Regions from separate parts of the Homo sapiens genome. Here region 1 is linked to region 2. Evidence: read pairs that join two places in POLR2A ChIA-PET (ENCODE). Cell type or tissue: A673. All regions are shown on one strand. Each heading gives the region's core, and the rest is flanking DNA. Links, peaks and the distances in the headings are about the cores only.

Region 1 (4,609 bases), core at 452-4,451, 210 kb after region 2:
TCCATCATCCACTGCCGTGACCGAGCAGGACTAACAGCAAGAACAGAAATTCTTCCTCCTATTACATCTTCTAAATAAATCAAATGGCAACAGAGCCCAGGGAATGGCAGCTTTTCCATGCCTTTTGACCAGTCAACTATCAATAAATCAGGAGAGAAATCCCTCCGTAAGTAGAAAAAAGCCTTATTTCAGTGATTAAAGACAATGAAAAATTTACACATTAGTTAATGGAGTTTTTAAAAACTGAGTTCAGCATTTGGGAGAAAAAATACTCTTAGATGTAAAAGTATCCACTATCCACTAGGCACTTATTTTTTTTTTAACGATAATATGTCTATCTTCCTGCCAGCACCACACTCTTTTGTTTATTGGAGATTTGTAGTGAGTTTTGAAATTAGAAAATGTGAGTCTTCCTATTTTTTTCCAAGACTGTTTGACTACTAAGGGTATATTGTAATTCTATATATATTTTAGGATCAGCTTCTCTATTTAAGAAAAAAAAATAAGCCAGTAGGGTTTTAGTAAAGATTGCACTGAATCTATATATTGCTTTGTGTAGTGCTATCATGTTAATAACAGCTTCCAATTCATAAGTAGGGAATATCTTTTCATTTATTTAAATCTGATATTTCTGTCATTGACGTTTTGTGGTTTTTCAGTGTGCCTCCTTAGAGAAATTTGTTTCTAAATATTTCAACATTTTTAGTGCTATTGCAACAGGAATTGTTTTCTGAATTTCGTCTTAGCATTCTCTATTGCTAGCATAAAAACAAATGATTCTCAAATGTGAAGAAAAGAAAAAAAAAACTGAGTTCAGGATACTTACTGAATTTTTAATCCCATAAAAGGGATTTTCCTTTCTACTTCCTTCTCTTGAGAAATATCTTGCTATTTCACTGACCCTGGAAAAGTTACCTTTGGCAAAGTACAATTTTCCTGGAAAAACTGCAATTGGGCTGATATTCTCAGTTAGGCCTGCTATATCTGATAAAGAGCTTTGTACTCAACTTTTCAAAGCTCTTAATACCTAGGTATAATTTCCTGCACTCCTCTTTCGATAACATAAAAGCAGGAAGTACACCTCCACCTCACCCCAGAGGAGCTAGATTAACCCTGCCACTGCCAGGTTCTCAAGAAAATTTCTCTGTATTGGCACCTGCATAGCTGATGAGCCCAATATTAAAATAAAACAAATTTTTGCTTCTACAGTGTCTTCACCCTTCCTTTTTTCACAGTTGAAGCCACACTATTGAAGGGGTAGGAATAATTTCTCTATGATGCCTTGTGTGTTTTGGTTTTGTTTTCAGTGCCAACAATGCAAGAGGCCAAGGTACCATATATGAATTGAAAAGTAATTCACAGCCCTTCAGAGTATCCTTTGCAAGGATGGCAGTGACCAGTGAGAGACATTGCTGTTCCCACTGAAATATATTTAAAAGAGTCATCACTGTGCAGCATATGCTGGGCTGATATGACATCTGCCAGAAAGCTAGCATTCCTATAAAAGCAGACAGTTTATTAAGATATGTTGACTTTCCTGCTGGACATCATTCTTGCCAGATTAGCACCAGAGCAAAACAAACACAAAATGTGGTTGGTAAAGTTTGTTTGAAGTTACCTACTACTAACAGCTTACCGCAGCAATACATAGTATTACCAGGACTGTAAATATTTATTTTCCTTGGGTATAGATTCAAAGGAAATAGAAAGGCAATGTTTGTTTGAAAACACTGAATTAATTTTGATATTAAAAAAAAACTCAGAGAGGCAGGCAGGTGCTAAGTGTTCCACCTAGGGAAATTCTAATCTTTACAAACAGAAAAGGCACACACATTCCTTTGCTACTATCATATCCCCACTTGATAGCAATTCCTGTTCCCCACCCCACCCCACTCCACCTACGCTACGCACCAGGCATACTCCTCCTGGCTTCTGGACTATGCCTTGAACTTTAAGGCACCTGCTCTCCTCTCTCACAGTTCATGTTCCCTCTTTCCTCCTGGAGAAATTCTTTCTCATCTTCCCACCAAATATGTCCTATCCAACCTTCCAGGCCCAGCTATCTCCTCCGCTCCTAAGGCTGTCACCTGTCATCCAGGCAAATGTAATCGGTCCTACCTCTAAGCCTTTACAATGTCGTGTCCACATCTTTTACAGGGCAACTGCCAGCCCTGCACAGCTACCTCCTTCTGCCTCAAGGACATGGTCACCTCCATTTCTGTGAAGGCATGGTCAGTGTACTATAAAATTTCCACATAAACAAACTTTATGTATGTATGACAAAATGCATGATATGTCTTCCTTTCTGAAATAATTACTGCATCAAAACTTAAGGATCCTAAATGGAGAAGGGAAAAGCCTTCAAGTATGTCTCCTTGGCACACTAACCACCAAGGTTAAGATTAACTCAAGACAAAGTGCACATTGAATCTAAAGAAGCTTGAGATGGTACTGCTAGGTCAACTCACCAAATTTAATGAGCATAATATTAAAAAAAAAAAAAACATAAAGTAAGAAATACCCAAAAATCTAATCATAGCACTAGCCAGAGGCCATAAATGAAAATATGCAGGAACACATCAGCAAAGTGAAACTTACCTTTCTTCTGAGATGACATGGAAAGAAAAATATAACAGGAGGCAGGAGGAGTAGGGAGGGAAAGGGACCCTTCCCTAGTCCCTCTAGACTATACAAAGCTTTATATCCATGATCTGAGGCAGGTGGATTGCTTGAGCTCAGGAGTTTGAGACCAGCCTGGCCAACATAGCGAAACTGTGTCTCTATAAAAAATACAAAAATTATCCAGGAGTCGTGGCACATGCCTGTAATCCCAGCTACTCTAGAGGCTAAGGTGGGAGTATCACTTGAGCCTGGGAGGCAAGGGTTGCAGTGAGCCAAGATTGTGCCACTGCACTCCAGCCTGGGTGACAGAGAGAGACTCAATCTCTAAAAATAAAATAAAATATAGAAAGCTTATAATATAAAGACCTCTAAAGAAGGTACTTAAAATATAAAAAACTTATAAAATCCTCCCCAGAAGGAACAATGCGTTGGTATCTTTTCATAACCCCTGAGCTACCATATTTATTTCACCTAGCACATGGTAAACAATAAATGTTTGTCAAAAGATTGAACTGGGTACTGTATCCGAAAATCCACCATGGATGGGATGAATTTCTCTTCCCGAGGATGAAATTATTGTTTTGGAGAAGATGGGAAAACACATCATGTAAAAATGTCAGAGATATTTCTACCCAACTAAAATATGACACCAATATATCCAAACCACTACTCTCTATTCGCCACTACTAATAAAAGAAACTCCCTAACCAGATTCAGAAACAGCCCTTTTAGAATCTGATAAATGATATCCCCAGAATGACAATAGTTTATTTTTCACATCTTCATTTCATTAAGGTCATTAAGCATATTAAATATGTTACATTACATAAACTATTCCAAATATAGGCTTTTGTCTTGAATAGTATTATCCTCTATTATCCACTGTGGTAGATGATCTATTTCACAAAGAATGAAAAACAGTAGATAATGACCAAGGAATTTATTCATACAGAGAGGATGAGACTTCAAAAATGAACTTCCTCTGGGTTCTCTTGAGCCCAAGGACTGAAACCATTTAAAATCCCACTGGGCAGATGGGTTGGCTGGGTGCAAGTGGGACAGAACAAGGAAGGGGTACAGTTACCCTATTATTTGTGCTACTTCTAAATACAACAGCTATTCACTTTATTTTAGATAAAGTTATATTCAGCTAAACTGAAACAAAAAAAGAGGTAAAATTAAGTAACTACGCTACCCAAAAAAAAGTCTTTATGTTCAGGCAGCAAGATAAATAAATGTTAGTTTGAGGAAAATGTCCTAAGAATATCTGCCTTGTGTTCTGTTTTATATTTTAGGTATGTTGGCTTTAAACTAATTTCCTAGATAATTTGATCATTGCCTTTAATTAAAAAGAACAAAACGAAACAGGCCAGGCACAGCAGCTCATGCCTGTAATCCTAGCACTTTGGGAGTCCAAGGCAAGCAGATCACCTGAGGTCAGGAGTTCAAGACCAGCCTGGCCAACATGGTGAAACCCCACCTCCACTAAAAATACAAAAATCAGCCAGGCATGGTGGTGGGCACCTGTAATCCCAGCTACTTGGGAGGCTGAGGGAGGAGAATTGCTTGAACCTGGGAGATGGAGGTTGCAGTGAGCTGAGATCATGACACCGCACTCCAGCCTGGGTGACAGAGCAAGACTGTCTCAAAAAACAAAACAAAACAAAACTCAACAATCAAGAGGGAAGCACCTTTATACAGCATTGCATTCCTGTATCAAAGCCCTCACCACTCCAAAAATGATCTGATTGAGTCTGTTCCCCCACCCCCATCTCCAACTAGAAGCACCTTATTTATTTTCAGAGTTACTGCCCCAAACTTGCAACACAGTGAGTTCTCAATAATGCCTGCTGGTCCATAATATACTGAAGTAACTTCCTAATATACATTGATACATTCCAGGGACAGTTTCAGATACTAAAGCACTCTTATTTGTATAGCAGGCTAACACTAAATTATTCTTATTTACTTGTTAAACCAATCCTGC
Region 2 (4,609 bases), core at 205-4,204:
ACTACTTGGGGAGGGCTTTCACCCCTTTACAGTAGTGTGCTTGGGAGAAGTGAGGGCCCTCTAGGAAAGGAGGTTCTGTGGGAATGTCAGAGAAAGAGAAGTGGCCTTCAGTGGATGTGAAAGGGGAGAGCTGCGTCCATTGTTGCCTTGGCCAGACACCTCTCCAAGAGTGCTAAAGGCTCACATTGCTTCCTGGGGATTTCCTCTTTACATGGAGTAAGGCTTCTTAGGGGATCCTAGCCATGGTGTATGTTCTCCCCAAGCCCTCTTCTGTCTGCAGTGCTTTCGGATTTTGCTTTATTTGATACAATTTGGTTCTATCTTGTCCCGTTACTTTCCTCTTAGTTCACTTGACTCAGTGTGATGGTGCCAGAGGAAAGATTTTAATTGCTAATGCATGAAAGGGTAATGGGAGGAAATACAAAAGAAACAGAAATTCCTTTTTAGTTGGGTGCGTTATTTTGTAACCTGTGTGTTTTAATGAACTGTATTTATTTTTCTAAATACGCCTGGGAAGCAAAGTATATTACTCATTCACCCACTCACCCATAAATTGTACCAGGATATTTTCAAGAGAAGAGTTTTAGAAAGTTGTTATATAGAATAATCATTGTGCAGTAGGACTTTCTAGGGTATATTTCTTAACTCTAATGAATGTAAAGAAGAAAACCTTTGTGTTTTGCTGCTGAGGGGGTTATGAGTAAGCTTTGAAAGTAGGAAGGGATTTTTTAAAGTGTGTATGAGGAGCATGTGAGAAAATAGTAGGCCCTTATCATTGACTAGAAAATAACTGAAGTATAGAACATGTCTAATAAATGCTGCTGTTATGGGTGATTAGTGTAATGGGGCCAGAGTCGTAGGTTCAATCCTGGTTCAGTTCACTCCTGTCAGCCATAGGAAGCATCTTAAATTTGGGCCACTCTTTTTTTCTAAATCTTTAACATCACCAGTAGGAAGAAATGTGTGTGAATGACTGAGTATGTCTCATTGCTTGTATTGGGAAAACACAAAGCATATGTCCTAGTGATGGTAGCTCAGCAGCACGGGCCATCTTTGTATAAGGTGGTCAGGTGTCCACCTGATTGCTTTTGCACACTTCTTCTCAAGGATCATGCTAGTGGAAAGCAGAAATCCTGTGACATTTTCTCCCTGTTCCACATTTTAAGAAATAAGATGTGGATGTGTACAGGTAGGCTGTGTTTGTTGTTAGAAGAATAGAAACACCAAATGCTAGAGGCAGAAAAGGGACTTCATGATGAAAATCCAGTCTCCTTATCGAGGAAGGCAACATATTTGCTCAGCAGAAAACTGGATGCCATAATAATCACTCTTTTCTTCCAGTGCTGGAAATGCTGGTGCACCATGAGACAATTTCGCAACTCTTTATGCATCTTTAAGCATTTTTGACTGTGCACGAAAGTGAAAGTCATGCACAGTAGTTATTATCTTAGTTGAAAATGAATTAGAAGTTTTAAAAGAGGACCATCAGTATGAAAAATTCCATATCTCACCTTTTTTATGGATTTAAGTTACACAGTCTGTCCTCATTATGGGAAAATCAGAAAGTGCAGACTAAAAGAACAGAACAAGTATTCATAATCTTGTTCCTTGAGAGAATACTTTGGTATATATCTTCCTGAATCCCTTCTGTGCTTATATGTGTATTTTATTAATTTTTTTTTTTTTTTTTTGGAAAATGAGATCCTAGTTTACAGAAAATTTTATAAGTATTGCAGTCAGGGCAGGAGCACTAACTCGAATTTTGAAGAATAGTGGGAAAAGTTTTAGAAAAATTGATAACATTTAAAAAAGCATAAAGAGTTGCAAAATCACTCTGTATACAGCAGTACTGCCAGTATTCAAAAATACGGTAATTTATAACATTCATTCCTATTCATCAGGTTAGCCTAATTTGTTTTTCAATTTTGTCCAGTCTGGTTGCTTGTAATTTCTTATGGGCAAAACTAGGGTAGTTGCCGCTGTCAGGTTCTTTAAAATATATGGACCATCTCTATGATAGAAGAGAATGTATCAAAATATGCTTAAAACCTGACATTTTTACTAGATACTATCACATCTTCCTTTTTTAAGAATTAAAGCTGTGCAGTGCCATTGTGTTATATCTCTGCCCTTCCTCCGTTAATCCACCTTCAAAAAAGAAAGTGAAACGTTATTACTGTGGTAAATTTCCTTTGATGAAATTTAACCTGATTCTGCATTTTCTTGAATTTATCCAGCTACCTGATTTTAACTGCTATGAGCGGGACTGTATTTAATTGTAGGTGTACTTTTATCTTGGTTCTGACATTGCCATAAACTGCTTGAAGTCAAAGACTTCATCTCCCATCCCTGCCTCTAGGGTCAGTTGCAGCACTTGTTGAATGAATGAATGAATGAATGAGCAATTACCAATGTTTCAGAGCGCAGCCTGTGCCGGGCACCGTTCTGAGTGCTTCTTGTGGATCTGCTGATGGGATCCTTTGTGCCTGATGAATGCCTGATGATCCCTATTTGGTCCACTTTTGTTGGTAGTCTTCAAGCTTGATATCTGATTATCACTGTTGGAAGGTGTAAACTCACAGACTCAGAATTCTGGACTTGCTAAGTAACTTAGGGATCATGTTATTTACAGCCAGGGAGACAGGCGCAAAGGGATTAAGAAACCTGCGTTGTCACACAGCTGCTTCGCTGCGAGTGGGGATAAAATGCAGGTTTCTTGAGTCCCAGGTCAGCAGCCCTCCTGCTTGACAGCACTCTGCTTTCCTCCCAGAGCTTTCCTTGTGTTTGATTCCCTTCCTTTTGAGGACATTTATATCAATAAATGTCACCATTATGTAGTATTTACAGTACCATTAATTTTAAATCAACTACATTAATAAATTGATATTTTATAAATAATAATTATATTAATAAATGTTCATATTTAACTTCCCAGGAATTCATTGTAGTTGCTAAACACCAAGGCACCACCTGCAGTTCAGAAAACAACAGCTTGCAGGCCCGTTAGGGACAGAGATTATGTCTTGGAGTTTTCTTGGAGTTGCTGGAGTCAGAGTGGGCATTTGTCTATAGTTGTTAATGATCCATCTGTCCCCAGCTGGTAGGTCCCCATATCCTCTCAGGTATCCCGAGGGTCATCTCTGTCTTTTCCTCTTTGCTCTGCAGCTGAGGAGGGAGCTGATTAGTCTGCAGGGAGACAGACCCACCTGTTCCCACCTCTTCGCCTCATCACCATGCTCTCATTTTAGGCTTTGGCTAAAAACAGATTCTCTTCTCCCTTGTGCATATCTTGTCATTTCTTTTCCTCCCTGCTCTTAGTTATATTTGGCGCGGCATTATTTAACTCTGCAGAACATCTTGGCCCAGAACTTGAGCTAAGGGGCTGCACCATAGACTGCATTAAATCATTAAGTGACATTATGTGCTTCCTTCTTGGGGGATCAGTGTGGAGGGAAGCGGGTAGGGAGATATCTTCATTCCTTCAACAACTATATTGAGTGCCTACTAAATGCCAGGCACTGTTGTCAGTTCTGGGGTTACAGCTATGAACAAAACAAAATTTCTTTATTTTCCTGGGGAGAGACAGATACTAAACCAAACAACTAATAAATATATAATATGCTCAGGTGGTGAGAAGTACTAAGAAGCAGCAGAAAGCAAGGAAAGGAAGAATGATGGGGAAGTGCTCTTTCTGACAGGGTGATTGTGGCAGGTATCTTGAGAAGGTGACATTCCAGCAGCGGCTGGAGAGGAGGGAGGGAGTCACATGGATATCCAGGGGAGGAGAGTGCTAGCCACAAAACAGAGCAAGTGCGAAGGGCCTTGAGGCAGGTACATGGCTCCAGGCGCAGCCAGGACACTTCTGTGGCTAAGTGCAGTGAGGCAGGTGAGAGTACGGTGGGGGATGATGGGCTGGGGTGGTGCAGGGACGCTCCCATCACGTGTGGCCTCCTAGGTCACCTTTAGCGCTTGGCCTTTTGCCTGGATGAGAAAAGCCATTAGGTTTTGAGCTGAGGACTGGCCTGATCCGAGTTTTGTCAACAGAATCCCTCAGGCTGCTCTCTGGAACCTAGTCCATGGGAGCAAGGACAGAAGCGGGCATCCAGTTAGAAGGCAGTGGCAGGACATTAGTCATGAGAGATGTTGGGGCTGCAGCCGGGTAGAAAGGTTGTGGAGCTAAGAAGTGATCAGATTCCAGGCAGAGACAGAGGATTTGCCAGAACTGACTGAATGTGGAGTGTGAGTGAGAGAGCAGCGTCAAGGATGACTCTAGCTTTCTGGCCTGAGCATTTATTTTTATTTTTGAGACAGAATCTCACACTGTTGCCCAGGCTGGAGTGTAGCGGTGCACTCTCGGCTCACTGCAACCTCTGCCTCCTGGGTTCAAGCGATTCTCCTGCCTCAGCCTCCTGAGTAGCTGGGACTGCAGGCACATGCCACCACACTTGGCTAATTTTTTTATTTTTAGTAGAGATGGGGTTTTATCACGTTGGCCAGGCCAATCATAAACTCCTGACCTCGGGTGATCCGCCCATGTCAGCCTCCCTGCCCTGAGCATTTATGGCCATTTTCTGAGCTAGGGAAGGCCAAGGACAGAGCAGGACAGTAC

The links. ChIA-PET counts read pairs that join two places held together with the same protein. Peaks named below come from ENCODE experiments on the same cell type or tissue, not always from the same donor. Only the 100,000 strongest peaks of a DNase experiment are listed, where the experiment ranks them.
Region 1: POLR2A ChIA-PET joins it to region 2 with 6 read pairs; 2 of 35 experiments call an interaction of 5 or more read pairs at or near these places.

The regions. Positions count from the first base shown.
Region 1 is chr1:214,514,998-214,519,606 of GRCh38, forward strand. All of the region lies in intron 1 of PTPN14 (protein tyrosine phosphatase non-receptor type 14), which reads right to left. Among named protein-coding and RNA genes, the nearest start is that of PTPN14, 34 kb to the right of the region's middle. In A673, for the core only: no CTCF peak of the experiment used is centred there; no DNase peak of the experiment used is centred there; H3K27ac peaks cover 589 bases.
Region 2 is chr1:214,308,831-214,313,439 of GRCh38, forward strand. The region is part of intron 2 of SMYD2 (SET and MYND domain containing 2); the gene reads left to right. Among named protein-coding and RNA genes, the nearest start is that of SMYD2, 30 kb to the left of the region's middle. In A673, for the core only: no CTCF peak of the experiment used is centred there; no DNase peak of the experiment used is centred there.